2 separate regions of the Homo sapiens genome follow, and region 2 is linked to region 1. Evidence: chromatin loops called from intact Hi-C (ENCODE). Cell type or tissue: CD4-positive, alpha-beta T cell. All regions are shown on one strand. Each heading gives the region's core, and the rest is flanking DNA. Links, peaks and the distances in the headings are about the cores only.

Region 1 (8,068 bases), core at 1,689-4,188:
CCTGAAGGTCAGTGAGCCCTCACTGAGGCCTGGGGTATCCTGGAGGGTCCACAGCGGAAGCCTGTGAGTGAAGCTATGTCTAGCGCCCCTGCTAAGCTTCCTATGCTCAGCAACATGTTTCATCGTCATACTGTCCTGTAAGGTCAGGCTTGTGGTCCTCCCTACTTCACAGATGGGGAAACTGAGGCGTAGCCTAGCTAAGCTTTGAGTGTCCCAGTGAGCAAGGGGTGGAGTCACTATGGCTAGAGATGCTGTATCCGGAAGCAGGGAAGGGGTGACTCCTGACTCTGGGATTCTGGCTGGACCCATGTGTTCAGGCCCAAAGGGGATCTCTTGTTCAGCTTGGCTGCCCCTTCCATGTGAAGCTCCTCTGACTGGAATGGATCTGTTTCCCTTTGCTGGAAGCTGAGACCCCACCAAGGCTTGGGTGGGACTGCTTCTTCCCTGTGGCCCCTGCCTGTCTGGGCTGGAGTGGTGTGAGCCTCCCAGGGCTGGCCAGAGGACAAGGCTGATGCCCACTGCACCTGTGGAGCCTCAGGAGGCTGCTGATAGACTCCTGACGAGTCGCTGGTCCCGTGTTGAAAGGGACAGGCCCTGGGCCAACCCACCCCTGGTTCCTGGGCAGAGGGCGGGCCAGCCATCTAGCCACCTCAGACTATAGGCTCCCTGGAGACCTGGCATGCTGATATAGGTGGCATGGTGGGGGTCAGGGGGATGCTGGGGGCGGGTACCTGGTTCCAGCTTAAGGCATACAGTTCTGGGCCTAGGGCCACACCCCATACCCAGAATCCCTTGAATCTGTCATCTCTGGGGTCTTTACTCATTTGTAGCTTGTGCCAATGGATGGGTAGAGCATGGCAGGGATAGTGGCTCCTGGAGGCTAGAAGTACAGCAAAGGCCCTTCTCATTTTACAAAAGATTTTTTTTTTTTGAGGCAGAGTCTCACTCTGTCGCCAGGCTGGAGTGCAGTGGCACAATCTCAGCTCACTGCAACCTCCACCTCCCAGGTTCAAGCGATTTTACTGCCTCAGCCTCCTGAGTAGCTGGGACTACAGGCGTGCGCCACCACGCCCAGCTAATTTTTTGTATTTTTAGTAGAGACAGGGTTTCACCATGTTGGCCAGGATGGTCTCGATCTCTTGACCTCGTGATCTGCCTGCCTTGGCCTCCCAAAGTGCTGGGATTACAGGCGTGAGCCACCGTGCCCGGCCTTTACACAAGTTTTAATTATGAGTCCAAGTGCAGAGTCCTCTAGATATGGCTAATAGCTATCCTGTGTTTGCCAGTTTCATGACCTTGGATGATATCCTAGACTCTGGAAGCCAGGTTTCTGCATCTATTCATGGGGAAAGATAAGGAGTTGTTGTGAACATGAAATGAGATTATACATTTAAAGCACTTGGTACAGGACCTGATACAGGTCTGGAGAGGTTACAGGACTTATTTAAGGCACAAGGTCTTAAAGCATCTGAGCAGGGAGCTGGACCCAGCTCTCTGTGTCTTTCCCAGGACCACTAGGGCCAACAGAGGAGGTTGTCTCCCCGGAGTACCTTGGAGGGGAACATGCGGGTGGGTCTAGGAGAGGATCAGGGTTGGGCTGGTGGGGCTGGGCCCCAGGTATAGCTTCTTTGCCCACTAACCCAGCAGTCGAATGGGGTCGGGGAGCTTTTCAGAGTATCAGGAATGGGATTCTCTGAGTCTTTTAGGGAAAAAGTGGCTCTTCTGAGGGCAGACGGGGGTAAGAGGATGAGGAATGAGAGTTTTCATCCCCCTCTGGGCACTATTTAACCTTCCACCTGTGCTAGGATTGAGGGCAGGCTGGGTGGGTGAGGGATTGAGGCCAGAGACCCACTTCTTAATACCAAGGCTTTGACCCTGTGGGCCAAGACTGAGCTCTGACCAGCCCCTGTGGTGTCCAGATGCTGTGGGTGAGTCAGGGATGGGGTGGGAGACCAGAATTTGTAGGCCCACACAGTGCCAGCTTTAAGTAAGACTGGACTTAACCCCTTCCCCATAGATGCTATGTCTGATGAGTGACTTGGGGTAACTTCTGACTGCAAGAACTTCCACAGCACCTCATCAGTGCTCTCCTTGTTCTGGACTGGGAATTGGGTCAGGCCTGGAGTGGATTTCCCTCTGTACCCCTTTATGGGTGAGCATGGCTAAGGCTACTAGCTTGGGACCTTCAGGATCTGGCCCTAAATTGGCCCTCAAAGGGGACATGGATTAGATGTGGCTCCCACTCCAGGACCTTCCTGTTCTTAGTATCACTAGTGACCAAGCCTAGAAGTCCTTACCCAGCTAAGCAGGCATTTACTATCTCCCAATATTGGGCTAAGCACAACCTCTGGTACAGTTATTTTACCTGTCTTGTGAGTGGTAGCTGTGGCCACGAGGAGGAAGGTGACATCTCCCCACTTATAGCTTCTGCCCATTGCCCAGGAAGACCAGGACCTGGGGACCTCAGTACATGGGCAGGCCTGGGCCCAGGGAGCTTAGCCAGCTCATGATGGATCACAGTCCTCTCCTTGCATCTGCCTAGCCCTCTCCCCGCAGTTGCCCCAGCTCAGCCTAGGCAACAGTCGTGGGCTCTGTGTCTTTCTGCCTCCCTGGTGATGTACTCCAGGTTAACCAGGGTGGCCTGTCCTCATCTTATAACTTGACCTTGTTCAGGCCATCTCTGCCCATTTGTCTCATGCTCATCCTCTTGGCTCTGTTGCCCAAGATGGAAGATAGTGCTTAACAGGAAGCCTGAAACTCAGCAAACACTCATAAAACAGGAAGAGCTGTGGCCACTGTCCTTGTAACTGTTGCTATTCTGTGGAGGCCCTAGAGGAGCAGGTCCCTCCCTCCCAGGGAGCTGGGCCTCTTCCGCTTTCCCTTAGCCCCTGACCACCTGCTTGGTTCATCTTGGCCTCAGTCATACTCAGTGGCTCCCTCCCAAGGCTACCTTCTGCTGCCAGTGCAGCCATTCTACTCCATTGTACCCCAAGCCCTCATTGCTGTCCTCTTGGCAGGAACTGGAGGACTGCCTTTCTTGGAGAGGGTGTATGGGCCAGGCGGTCCTCCAGTGTCTGCTTCTCCTGCTGACCTCTTGCTTGTGCCCTCTCCCAGGCTTAACTAGTTAATTAGTACCTTCAGCTTTCCCTCTAACTGGGCACAGCCCTGCAGATTTGTCACACATCAGTTACCCCACCACATCCAAGATCCAGTCCTTCAAACTTTATCACATACATGAAAATTGGGACCCAAAGTGAGTCACACGGTTTGAAGTGGGGGGTGTAGCAGAGGCCCGAATTTTCTCCCCTCCTGACATCCTGCCCAGCCCTCTTGTGGTTTTTGGCCTCTTGGCAGGCAGAAGTGACCATGGCACTTAGTATCTCTAAATAAAAGCAATAGGCTGGGTGCGGTGGCTTGTGCCTGTAATCCCAGCACTTTGGGAGGCTGAGGCAGGAGGATCATTTGAGTCCAGGAGTTTAAGACCAGTCTTGGCAACATGGTAAGACCCTTATCTCTACACAAAATTTAAAAATTAGGGCTGGGTATGATGACTTATGCCTGTAATTCCAGCACTTTGGCTGAGGCGGGAGGATCACTTGAAGTCTGGAGCTCGAGACCAACCTGGCCAACCTGGCAAAACCTTGTCTCTACTAAAAATAAAAATACAAAAATTTGCTGGACACAGTGGCGGGCGCCTGTAATCCCAGCTACTGGGGAGACTGAGGCAGGAGAATCGCTTGAACCTGGGAGGCGGAGGTTGCAGTGAGCCGAGATCACGCCACTGCACTCCAGCCTGGGTGACAGAGTGAGGCTGTGTCTCAAAAAAAAAAAAAAAAAAAAAAAGTAGCCAGGTGTGGTGGCACACACCTGTAGTTCCAGCTACTCAAGAGGCTGAGGTGGAAAGATGATTGCTCGAGCCTAGGGGTTTGAGGCTGCAGTGAGCTGTGGTCATGCCACTGTACTCCAGCCTGGGTGACAGAGTGAGACCCATCTCAAAAATTGAAAGAAAGAAAAGCAATAAAAGGCCTTATGGAGACATAATGGTGGGGTCTTCTTTCCTGCCCCTGTGTTATGGACTGTGGGGCTGGGGGCTCTTCCCCTCTGACCCCTAAAGCATTTTGGAGGCTCTTCTAGGCTCCCAGTGCCCTCTTCTTCCCTTCTTTGTTAAGGAGAGTAGAGTGGTGGGGTGGTGGATCCACATGTCCAGGAGACCTCTGCAGAGTCCTCTGGGTCAAGTCTTTGTAGCAGCCATCTTCCTTCTGGTTCCCAGGATCTGGGGAGGTTGCTGGGGCTGCTGCCTCTGGGACAGTTTCCTTCCCCTTGATGCCAGTTGGCTTCCGTGAGCCAGGCTGCTCTGCATGTGGGATCTCAGTGATGCCTCAAAGCACAACACAGAAGAGGGCATATTTCTCCTGACAGATGGGAAACTAAGCTCTGGAGACCAGGAGGAGATCTCACAGGGATTTGAGATTACACAGGGATGCTGGGACTTGGCTGTGTATGTTCTGAGCCTCTAACTGTGGCATTCAAAGTCTCTGCAGTCCAGCCCACCTCCCTTTTCTACTTTAGGTGACATCTTTCCTTCTCCAGCACTGAAGAATTTCTTCTCATCTGTCAAGACTCAGCCCCAGTGCCACCTCTTCCAGGAAGCTGCCCAGAGTTCCTGGCTTTGGGGCAATGGAACCTTCTTTGACCCCTTTGATAATACTCCCCTTTGATTCAAAGCTCTTTTATAGCACCTAGGCCCAAGGCCTGGCATATATCAGAGATTCATGAATGCTTATGAAAATGACCAGGCTCTGGCCCCTCTGAGCTTTGGAAGGAGCATCAGGAGCTGGACTTTTTCCAGGTTGCACCTTCTCCACAGGAGAGGGGTTCTTTGATTACAGCTCAGAGATAAGCCACAGAGAAATGCTATTTCTACTCTCCTAAGATCTGGGAATTCACAATGGAATCTAACAGTTCCACTGCCTCAATAGACCTCATGGAGAATTCCTGGGAGAAAGGAAATGCCCATTCATGAGGCCATTTCTGCTCCCTGCCTGCTGTCCAGGCTGCACCTCTGAGTAGACAGAGGGGCTCTGTATAACCAGAATGCCAAAAGGAAGATAGAACATGATGGATGCAGAGACTGGGAAGCAATGGATCCAGAGCCCAGTACCCTGGATGCCTCACTCTCCCTGGGGGGATGGTGCCCACTGCTCCAAGGGTGAGGCTGGCCTGTTGGGGCTGGTACTGTTGAGCTGGATTTGAAGCCAGGTGAAGCTGCCAGGCAGGCCAGGCCCTTTTTCATTTGGCAGCCATCATCCCCTCACCTACCATCTCCAGACCGGTCAGATCAGCCTCTGCAGGGCCACTTGTTAGAGTCAACAAATCAGGAGGCACATGGAGGGACTATGCAGCCGGTACAATAGAGTCCCTGGAAATAGTTTCACTGCCCCCTGGGTTCTCCCAACGCTGCTCCTTACCTAGAAGGAAAGAATCTGAGGAGCCAGAGTGTTAACTGCCAGGGATGAGCAATTTGCTTTTTCATGAAGATCCTGGGGAGGGCATCAAACCCTACAAAATGCAAATAGTGGAATTTTAGGCAGAGGTTGATTGTTCTGAGATGGTTCGTACCGTGCCTGGCTGGCCTTGCTTACTGTTTTCGAAGCTGTGCTCCCAGCCTACTCTCAGGATCACCTCTGCTGGGGCTTCTAGGATCTTTTCCCATCCCATCTAGGAACTGATGCCAGCTCTCCAGGATTCAGGCCTTGGTGCTGTGGATTCTGATACCCCCATAAACGGCTAACAGTTTTTCAGAGCATTCTGCCCAGCGGGCCCTGTCCACAGTGCACAACAAGGCACAGAATGAGTTGTCTTACCTAACTCTTATCACTCCCATTATATGGATGAGGTTCAGAGGTCAGCAGCTTGCCCAAAGTGCTCAACTAGTGGGTAGCAGGGCTGAGCTGTGAGCCTAGGCAGTTTGATGCCAGAGTCCTAGCATCTAAGTCATCTCACTCCTCATGCAAGTCTGTGGGGACACGGGAGGGTCTCTGAGACTTGGTCCTTGGAAAGATGCTGGCATTGTCCTCTCTGGCTCCACTGGGAGCCCTGGCAGCCCCAGCTGGGCCCTGAGTGATGCTGCCAGTGTCTACCTACATCTGCTCAGTCCTCCTCACTGTATGGAACTCTGTGCCAGTGATTGGACAGGTGGCAGTCCCATGAGGCCAGCACACAAGGACCATGATGACTGTGAAGGCCACCTCAGAAAGGTCGTGTGCCTTTTCCCAGGCCTTGTGAGTCTCAGACAAGTGCAGCTGGGCAGAGCCCAGAGCACCACGGGCAGGAAATCAGACTGGTGAGTGGGCGAGTGGAAACTGTATCTGGGCTGGGCCAGCTAGGAGAGGCTTCCTGGAAGAGGTTGCCAGTTTAATTCAGACCTCTGGTTTGAGAAGGATGTGGATGACAGAGGAAGGCACAGGGTGTATGTGTGTGCCTGTGTGTGTGTGCACTCACGTGTGTGTGTGTGTGTGTGTATGTGTATGTGTGTGTGCATGTGTGTGACAATATGCCTGGTTTAGACATTCAGCACCTGCTGTGGAGTACCAGTTTCCCACTCGCAGACCTGTGTTCTGGCAGGATGTGGTTGACCTCAGCAGGGCCGGTGTCAAAGTCCTGACAAAGACTGGGAAGCTGAGGGAGGACCAGAGGAATCTGTGGAGGAAGAGGCGTTTGTGTAGGGCCTTGAAGGGTAGAGCACCATTGCTGAGGGTGCTGCAGGGACTCCTGGGTCACTTGGGCTGTTGTTCAGACTATATGGGAAGGACTCAGTTTTCATTACAACAGAGGTCTGTTGTATCTCTTCTGAGCTTCACACCTGGGGAAGTGGAGTTAGATCCCTCATTTTCCTCTGCTGGGGACATCATCATGGAAGATCTCTGGGTGGAGGCAGTAGTTGGAACATCTGGCTCTGTAAGCCCGCAACCTCCCTTGGCTCCAGGCTGCCATGTCTAATGGTGAAGGCCCATGGGCAAGAGCTGAGGACATCCCTAGGTGAGAGGCATTCCAAGCATACCTGTGCCATGAGAGTGTGCACAAAGCGCTTCCTGGAGAGCTGGCTCTGCTGCTCTCAGGACAGTGAGACCATGGCTCCTGTGAGCACTGGTGTTTTCCCTGGAGAACATTAGTTCTACTGCTCTCCCTCCATCTATTGGACATCTTGTGTGGTCCCAGATGAAAGGCCCCATCTTGGGGTTGAGAGAGGAACAGTGCTCTCGGCTTAAAATGCTTTCTGTGACATTCTCCCCAAGTGACTTTGGACTAAAGGCAGTTTCATAATCTTTTGCAAAACCATCATCTTTGTGGTGCAGTTGAACCCTGGGTTTGAATATGTGGTGGGGAGTAGGATCCAGTCTCGGTGACTGTTACTATCCCTGCATTCATGCTATGAGACAACATAGGCCGGCAGACACTCAGAAGGCAGGGCTCTCATTTGGGGTGGCCTGGGTGCATTTGCTGGTGAAACATTATTGGTTTTTATGAGGACTCACTTGGGTGCGCCCTGCACCTGGGGAACCCAGCCCCTTGAGGGACAGGAAAGAATGGCGTGAAGGGAGCTCTGGGTCCTGGGCTCCTCCCCACCCTCCTGCCCGTTTGGAACTAAGTGGATTAGGCCCTGTGCAATTGTGATTAAAATCCTGCTGTGTGGGAACCGTGGAGGTTTGGCTTAGAGCAGGAACACGAGGCTCCCGTTTGGGGAACAAGGAGCCTCAGGAGGCCCTTTCAGCACTAGACAGGCCAGAGATGCTGAAAAGATTGCTTTTGTTTTTGAGGCGGGTTTGGGATTAGGGTTGCCTTTTTCTTTAGACTAGGGCTTTGTCTTTGCTGCCTTCTCCTCATGGCACTAGCGATCTTTCTGTCCTCTGCCTCCTCGTCCCTCTCATTTCTCCTTTTCCACCTGTTTCTCCTGCTATCGCTCTGTCCCCGCTCTCCCGGGCCTTGCCAGTTTGCCTGTCTCGTGTGTTTCAGGCCTCATGGCCTCTTTTCTGCAGCCTGGCAGGCTGAGGGCAGGCGGAGGACAGAG
Region 2 (8,068 bases), core at 3,662-6,161, 1.1 Mb after region 1:
ATTATGTGGGCCACTCCAAAAGAGCCTTGCCTATTGGCTTGTGAATTTAGTTTCATCCTAGAGGTAAATTGGGAGCCATTGAGAGGTTCTGAGCAAGATGACCACATGTGTTCTGGTGTCTTTTGGCTACTGAAGAGGATGTTGAGCTGGGAGTCCCATAAGGCCTGCTGAAGCGTTCCCAGGAAAGACCCTGGAACTCAAACCCAGGCAAGCCAGCTGTAGAAAGGAAGAGAATAAGTGACCTTTCATCCGTTTCTCCATATGACTTATGTAGATGTTTCTTTTGCACAGCACAGGTTGGTAGGGTCAGGGACATGAAGATAGGCTTTGTGGCAGGCAGTGTCTCTTGGCTTGTCAGCAGGAGGCCTGCCAGATAACTTCCTGCCTATCTGGTCATTCTCAAGTCTTGGCGTGTGAGTAGGGCAGTTCCACCATCTAGAGACAAGAGATGGTATTGCAGTGATCTCCTGTGCCTCTGGGTGGGGTGGGAGGAGCTTCAGGCCAAAAGAAGTGACTGTGTGCAAGGTAGACTTATGGAGGGCAAGAAAGTTTACAGCAAAATACTGGGGGAGAAGAGAGTGCCACTGAGCCACGCTGAAAGGCTCTTCAAGAGGGTATTTGAACCGGAAGGACAGGCAGGGAGGAGCTGCATATTCAGAGGTTTGGGTGGTCGGGCATTCTAGGCCATGGACAGTTGTTTGGACTGTGTCATAGCTACTAATAACCACAATTATGGGGCATTTGCTGAATGCTGGACCCAGGCTAAGCTCTCGTGAAGTTTCTTGTTTAATATGGCAGTTCTGTAAGTAGATATTGAGGAACTGGGGCTCCCAGAACCCAAGGGACTTGTCTAGAATCACACGACTCAGATTCGCACCGTGGCCTGCCTCTCTCAAGCTGTGTTTCTGACCACTACACCCGGTTGCCTGCTACTAAAGCTCTGAGCCAGGTTTGGATGCCGTAGGCTTCAAGGGGGCTGCAAGGGGACCAGAGCTGCAGACAGTTGAGGGTGACCGTTAGGGTCTGCTTAGAAGTGAGAGCCTGGAATAGGTGCCCAAGTCCCAGGCAAACTGTGACTAAAAGGAAGGCCTGGGTTGGCCTGAGTAGAGGAGGCCATTCAGGGCTGAGAAACCCCCAGGGGATTTCAGAGAGGGCTTGGAAAGGGCTGTAATGGGAGGGAGAGGTGAGAACAGGTAATAATGACTTCACAGTGCTGGGAAGGAGGGCTGGGGAGAGGAGTAAGTGGAGGTAGAGGGAGAAGCCTGTTTAAACTTAGGGGTCATCCCTGTGAAGGTGAACTGCTGGCAAAAAAAATTTTTTTGCGGTGGGTAGGGAGAAAGGAGCCTTTAGAGTTGAGCAAAACCCAGGATTGAGGGTACAAGGTCTGTGCTGAATCTCTTGGATTCAAGATCATATGTCTCTGAGGGCCCAGTCTGAAGGCTGGTACAGACTTAGGCACCTGGAAAGCTGACGTGGGAAACAGGTAGCAGTAGGTGAGACAAAGTGAGGCCTCTTGATGCCAGGAGGAGAAATGAGTACTGGGCCTTGCAGCATTCATTCAGTCCTAGGAAGTGTTGGAGGCTCACATAGGAGCCTTACATGGCTGAGGTTTCTGGGAGCCAGAGGAGGGAAATTAGGTAGGGAGGCAAGCAGAGTGGGAAGTGCAGGCACTAGCAACCTACAGAGATTTGGAGGGGAACCAGTGGTCTTGGCTTTTAGCCAGGAAGGGACTTAGGAAGTGGGATAGGTCCCTGGATGGGCCATGGGTTGCAGAAGAAGTCTAGAGGCTCTGGTGATGGTAGCTGGCCCTGCCAGAGGGGTGGGGAGGATGATCTCTTCACAGAATTTCACCAGCAACCCAGATGTCAGTGATCCCAATCCTATGTCCTGACAGGTGCTTCCTGCAGCCCCTCCTCAGCCACTTGCCAGGTCCTGACCCTGCAAGCATGTGTGTAAACACACACACACGTGTTCTTGCTTTCCTAGGGCATGACCGTGGAGGGCTCTGAGCTCTTTATTACCACTCCTCAGTTTTGCTCCCTTGCCTGCCATAATTTCTCTGCCTGTAAAGCCTGCTCTTCTCCAGGAGATAGGAGGGAAATTAGCTAATAGGATTTTGCTGGACCCAGGCTGCAGGATCAGCCACTGTACAGTTCTGCTGGTGGCCCTGGGGCGTGGGGGCTGACAGAGGGTCTTATGGTGGGGTGGAAGGGCCCCCTCAGTGGAGCCATGTGGAGGGTGATGGTTCAGAGGTCCTCTCCGCCCTTCCCTCTCCTGGCCTCCAGAAGGGCAGAGACCAAGTCTAACCCCTCACTATGATCCCTGGGTTTCCACAGGGCATGGCATGTTTGTTGAAGGAATAGATGAGAGTCCTGTGGTACGATGCCACAGGCAGGGGCCATAGGTGGGTTCCAGTAAGAAAATAGCTAGCTGTGTCCTGGTATCTGGGGCTGCATGGCTTGTCAGAGCTGCTGGTTCTTTTAGGCCTGATCTGGCACAGTCCCAGGAGGAAGGAGGTCTGAGGGCCTCCTTCCTTTGGCCAACTCTCACACCCATGCTTTGCTTCCCCAGGTGCCCCCTGATAAGTGCCGATGTGCCGTGGGCAGCATCCTGAGTGAAGGTGAGGAATCGCCCTCCCCTGAGCTCATCGACCTCTACCAGAAATTTGGCTTCAAGGTGTTCTCCTTCCCGGCACCCAGCCATGTGGTGACAGCCACCTTCCCCTACACCACCATTCTGTCCATCTGGCTGGCTACCCGCCGTGTCCATCCTGCCTTGGACACCTACATCAAGGTGAGGCACAGGCCTGGGGTGTGTGTGTTGGGGACAGCCAGGCCCCTTGGGTGGAGCTGAGGAGGACTGCCTAGAATGGGAGGAAGAAGTGGTTTTGGGAGAGCAGCACCCTGGGGCCCTCATGGAACAGGTACCTGTGGAGCTAGGAAGATGGGCAGAGGTTGTTGGCATCTCTTTCAGATGCCCAAGATCTTTTGGAAGCCGGAGCATATCCCAAGAGCATGGAGAACTTGTTCATAAATCTGATCTGGTTAGTTTGGCTCTGGCTTTGACCAAAGACATCCATAGTGCTTATCCCACACTCCTGGCTCAGATGAATGGACAGGCCACTTTATTCTCATCCTGCTGGAGGCCTGCAAAGCAAGGACCTGAGGCTCCCAGTGTCTGGGCAGGCCCCAGGTAATCATGTATTGCCCGTGGCCCTGCCTGTGCATGGGCTTATACATCTGCTCCCAGAGGCCAGGGCTGGGACAGCAGTGGCAGGCTCTGTTTCCTTTACTTCCTGACTTGGTTACTGGCAATGCTGGCAGCCCAACCTTCCTGGAGGAAGGAGAGCCAGTCACCTGGTCATCTGACGGGTTTCTGTGTCTACAGAAATTTTTTTAAAACTTGCCCTGTTACACATCCCTCCTCCCCTAAACGTTTTGTAAACTTGGTTGCTAGGGAAATGACCCCAGTTTGGGCTTGGACGTGATTGTTCATTCATTTAACTTGTATTTATAGTCTGTGTGCCAGGTGCTATAATGGGCACAATGTGAATGAAACGTTGGTGCATGAAACAGCCATTCACAGTGAGGTGGTGAAGATAGGTAATAAATATCAGACAAAAATAGGACGTGTGCTAGAGAAGGAGAGGGTGAGAAAAGTCAGGGAACCAACTTGGACAGAATGGTCAGGGACAGCCTCTCAGAGGAGATAACCTCAAGGCAGAGTCCTAGAAGAGCCTTTAGAGAGGAGATAAGAACTTCTAGTCAGAGCTTTGGTCTAAATGCAGCAGGAAGTCACTGCAGTGTTCCAACCAGGAAAATAACACAGTTGGAGCCACGTCTGTACAAGATGAGCTGTCCCATCTCTGGGCAGGGTGGGACTGGACCACAGATCTGGGACCAGGTGGAGATGCTTAGGCCTGGGGCTAAGGAATTAGCCTAGGAGGCTGTCATGAATCCCATTGTGAGTGGTGGCAGCTTGGGCAGGCCCAGCGGCTATAGAGCTGTGGACAAGGATGGAGATTTACAATCACTTTTGGGATAGAACTGATAGACTTTGGGTGGATTCACTGTTGTGGAAGGAGAGGCAGTGAGGGAGTCACAGAGGGCTCTGCTCCCCTCTGGCCTGGGCAGGTGGGCAAGTATGTAGTGATGCTTTCACTGACATGTGGGGAACTGAGGGAGGCCCTGGTTTTGGGGGGAAGGTAGCTATTTGGGCTATGTCAGGGGAGCTGCCTGAGATACATCTAAGTTGGGGGGTGTGGAGTCAGCAATGGTATGTGTGGCCTGGAGTTGAGGAAAGGCTGGGCTGGTGGATATATTTGGGGACATCAGCCTGTTGGCAGTATTTGACCTGGGAGGCTGCCCTGTGCCTCCCTGCCTCTGTGGGACCAGGTAGGCAGTGGACAGCCTGTGGCAGCAAAGGCTGCGCAGAGGGCGTGGCCAGTGTGGCAGGGGTCAGGGAACAGGACGAGAGTCAGTGGGAGTGAGAGCCTGGTACACTTGGAGGATCCTTGCAACTTTGTTCACCAAAGCAGCTTGGGGAAAGGGACACAGCGTTGATGATGGAAATGGGAGTTCAGATGTCCCTGGAGTCTGGTGTTGGGGCTGAGGAATGAATAAATGAGGCCCTGGGTCACCAGCTGTGTCCTTGGCGGTCAAAGACAGGTTTGAAGAATCAGGAGTGAGAAGACCTGGAAAGGGGAGGGCTGTCACGGTGATAAGGCAAGGGCACAGGGAGAATAGAGGGGAGTTTCCTTTGTGAGCTGGAGGGTGGTGGCCAAAAGGGGTGTGGGGCAGGATGTGCTTGCCTGGCTGCGGTTGGACTGGAGGTGGGGGCGGGCTGGCTGGTGGTGTGGGCAGGAAGGAAGATACCAGTGCCCTAGGCCTGCTTAGTGTGCTGCCTCTGGGGAGTCCCGCCCCATTTCATTCAAGGAAGGCCTCTCCAGTCCTGTCGGTGCCATCCTCAACCTCATGGGCCCATCTGGAGGGGCACCCCTGGGAAAGAGACTTCTTGGGTTCCAGACCTCAGAACAGGACATGTGGCATGTGGTGTGGTGGTGAGCAACTCAGCCACCAAAGCCTTTTCCTGGCTTCAGGGGTTTATTTTTAGACACCTTTGTCCAAATTTCCCGGCCCCTGACAGCTTCACAAGTTGCCTGGTTTTGACGTCACCTCTTTGATGAAAGCCCTTCCTCCTTCCTCCCCGCTCCCATGGGAGCCTGTCAGCTGTGCTCCTGGAGTGGGGGTTGAGACAAGGAAGCCAGTGATATGGGGGAGAGCAAGGGGCTTCTCCCAGAGACAGGTGTGAGGCATGCTTGTGTGGGCTTGGCCATCAGCGGGGAGAGTAAGATAGAGGCCGGCTGCCCACAGAAGAGGCATGGCCGAAGGTCCTGGGCTTGTTTTGGCAGCAGGGTGTGGGGGTTGCCTCTGCCCCTGTGTTTAGCCTGACCTTGCGTCTTGGGGAACAAAGCCAGGGGAGAGATGAGGAAGGGGCTAGCTCTGTTTGCTGGTCACAGCCTGCAGTGGACAGGGGTGGCCCTGTGCCTCTCTCAGCCCAGGAGACAGCAAGGAGAGAGTATAAGGCTCCCTTCCATCCCTGCCTTCATCTCCCCTGCCCTGAGGTCAGAGAAAGGAGATTACTAATGAGACTAGTTGCGTCTCACTCTTCTAGCACCGACAGCTTTTAACTGTGTGTGCGTGCGCGTGTGTACACCCTTCTTTTTCTCTCTGGATCTGGGACTGCTGTGAAGGCTCTTCAAATGGAATGACAGCAGCCGTCAGCTTTCTGCTTTGGCAGGGGTGAGAGAGGCCAGGAGCCCTGCTGCCAGGAGTTGCGGGGGGAGGACTTGGCAGGCTCACCAGCCTCTCCAGAGGCTAGGTGAGGGGCAGGGGTGAATGGATCTTAGCTTCGGGTTTGGGAGGTGGAGAGCAGCTGCTGTCCCGGGAGTTGCAGATGTGCCTGAGCCTGGAACAGGATTGGTCTCATGGGACAGAGGGACCTGAAGTTCACGGCGAGAGGCCCAAGGAGAAGCACTTGTCAGGACTCTCGGGATTCTGGAAGGGATGGCTGATCTCAGCTTTCCTGGTTTGCATGGCAGCCTCTGGCTCTCTGGCTAGCCTTCCCCAGCTTGGCAGCCTGGCAAACTGCTATAGATGCTGGAACTCTGCCTTTCTCCATATAAACTGCTAAGGGCCCCCAGGCTGAACACTCATTCCCCTGGAATCCATGCGTACTGTGTGACCATCACTCCATATGGAAGATGCCTCAGCTTTGTCAGGCTGCTCCGCTGGAGTCCAAGGAGGTGGCCTCTAGTACAGGAGGAGACCACTCCCCAAGTCCCAGGAAAGGGGTATCTTCTGGAAGCTGCAGGATGGAACAGAGCTTGCTTGAAATTGCAAACCTGCAGAGGGGAGATGGGGCCCAGATGTGAGCCCAGAGCAATGGGCAGAGGCCCCCAAATTCACCAGTCTTAATGAGTGTCCAGGGAAGGCTTCGGACACATGGAACAGACCAGGACTGAGGGATGGGCCTGGGAATTCGATGTGTGGGATTGTGTGTGTAAGGTCTCTAGTGCAGTTTGCTCATATCTGTCTGTAGCACTTGGTGAGGAAGGCCATTGAGAGTGTTTGACACACAGCCAAGCCCCCATGCCTGATTTCTCTCCCAGACCCGTCCAGAATCTTTTTCAAAAGTGCCCTTCCCCATGGTCTCTGATTTCAGGGAGTTTTTAGGGGGAGGGTCTTTGTAAAATGGTTTGAGCCTCCTCTCCCAAGTTTAGGGTGTTACAGGGCATTGTTCATGTAGTGGCTGATTGGCTGGGGAGTGCAGGTGGCCCTGGAGGTCAGACTAATGTCTGACTATCCACCATCAAATTGGAGAAAAGCGTGTAAGTAAGGAGGGGTCACCGAATATAGTGAGCCTGTGAGGGGAACCTTGGTGGCCGAATTCTGGGACAGCTGGGTTGACTGGGACTGTCTTACCAGGGGCTTAAAGGGGATAAGGCCAGGTGTGGTGGCTCATGCCTGTAATCCCAACACTTTGGGAGCCTGAGGTGGGAGGATCACTTGAGCCCAGGAGTTCCAGACCAGCCTGGGCAACATAAGTGAGATCCTGCCTCTAAAAAAAACAGAAAAAAAATTAGCCAGGCATTTGTAGTCCCAGCTACTCAGGAGGCTGAGGTGGGAGGATCGCTTGAGCCTGGGAGGTCAAGGCTGCAGTGAGCCATGATTGTGCCACTGCAGTCTATCCTGGGTGACAGAGTGAGACTCTGTCTCAAAAATAAATAAATAGATAAATGAAGGGGGCATGGTGGCTCACACCTGTAATCCCAGCACTTTGGGAGGCTGAGGCAGGTAGATTACTCCAGCTCAGGAGTTTGAGACCAGCCTGGACAACATGGTGAAACCTCGTCTCTACAGAAAAAAAATACAAAAAAATTAGCTGGGCGTGGTGGCGTGCACCTGTGGTCTCAGCTACTCGGGAGGCTGAGACAGGAGAATTGCTTGAGCTCAGGAGACAGAGGTTGCAGTGAGCCAAGATCACGCCATTGCACATTAGCTTGGGTAACAGGAGTGAAACCCATCTCAAAAAAATAAAAGTAAAAACATTAAAAAAAAAAAAAAAGGGAAGGAAGGAAGTAAAGTAAGAAAGTAAGGCAAGGACCCCAGACCATAGTTCTCAGACTGCCCTGGCTGTGCTGAGGTGCCCTGTGGCTATCAGCCTGTGGTGGGAGCTGTACTCAGACCCTTTCCTGCTTCACCTGGAGTAGTTCTGCCTGTGAGTTTTACAACCCAGGTGTCTTGAGCTTTTGTTTGGAAGGGAGCTTCTAAGGCTCAGCTGGTTTGAAAACCTCTGTCCTAAGAGAGGGGCAAAACTGGGCAGATGCCACCTCCAGTCCCGCCCACTACATGTCTGTTCTCGATCCTGAGGATGCTGTAACTGCAGTATGAGTGGAGCTGGGAGGCACCAGGGCCCAGCCCTTGTGCAGGTAGGGCAGGAGCTCCAAAGAGAGGCACTTGTCTTGAGGGGAGTGTGACTGATTGGAAGCTGGACCTGGAGGGACCCT

The links. A loop is a pair of places that touch in the nucleus more often than their neighbours do. Peaks named below come from ENCODE experiments on the same cell type or tissue, not always from the same donor. Only the 100,000 strongest peaks of a DNase experiment are listed, where the experiment ranks them.
Region 2: a loop joins it to region 1, with 5 times the contacts of the local background. A loop is called at or near these places in 19 of 110 quality-filtered maps.

The regions. Positions count from the first base shown.
Region 1 is chr3:50,617,778-50,625,845 of GRCh38, forward strand. MAPKAPK3 (MAPK activated protein kinase 3) reads left to right here. Exons shown (of 11, transcript NM_001243925.2): 2 at 1-7. Among named protein-coding and RNA genes, the nearest start is that of MAPKAPK3, 4.7 kb to the left of the region's middle. RefSeq lists enhancers at 1-47, 48-1,000, 7,709-8,068 and silencers at 6,238-6,287, 6,318-6,417. In CD4-positive, alpha-beta T cell, for the core only: no CTCF peak of the experiment used is centred there; DNase peaks (open chromatin) are centred at 2,854 and 3,294; H3K4me3 peaks cover 1,342 bases; H3K27ac peaks cover 1,725 bases.
Region 2 is chr3:51,681,842-51,689,909 of GRCh38, forward strand. TEX264 (testis expressed 264, ER-phagy receptor) reads left to right here. Exons shown (of 5, transcript NM_015926.6): 3 at 2,572-2,793. Among named protein-coding and RNA genes, the nearest start is that of TEX264, 15 kb to the left of the region's middle. RefSeq lists a silencer at 4,707-4,756 and an enhancer at 5,150-5,765. In CD4-positive, alpha-beta T cell, for the core only: no CTCF peak of the experiment used is centred there; a DNase peak (open chromatin) is centred at 4,840; H3K4me3 peaks cover 1,297 bases; H3K27ac peaks cover 2,011 bases.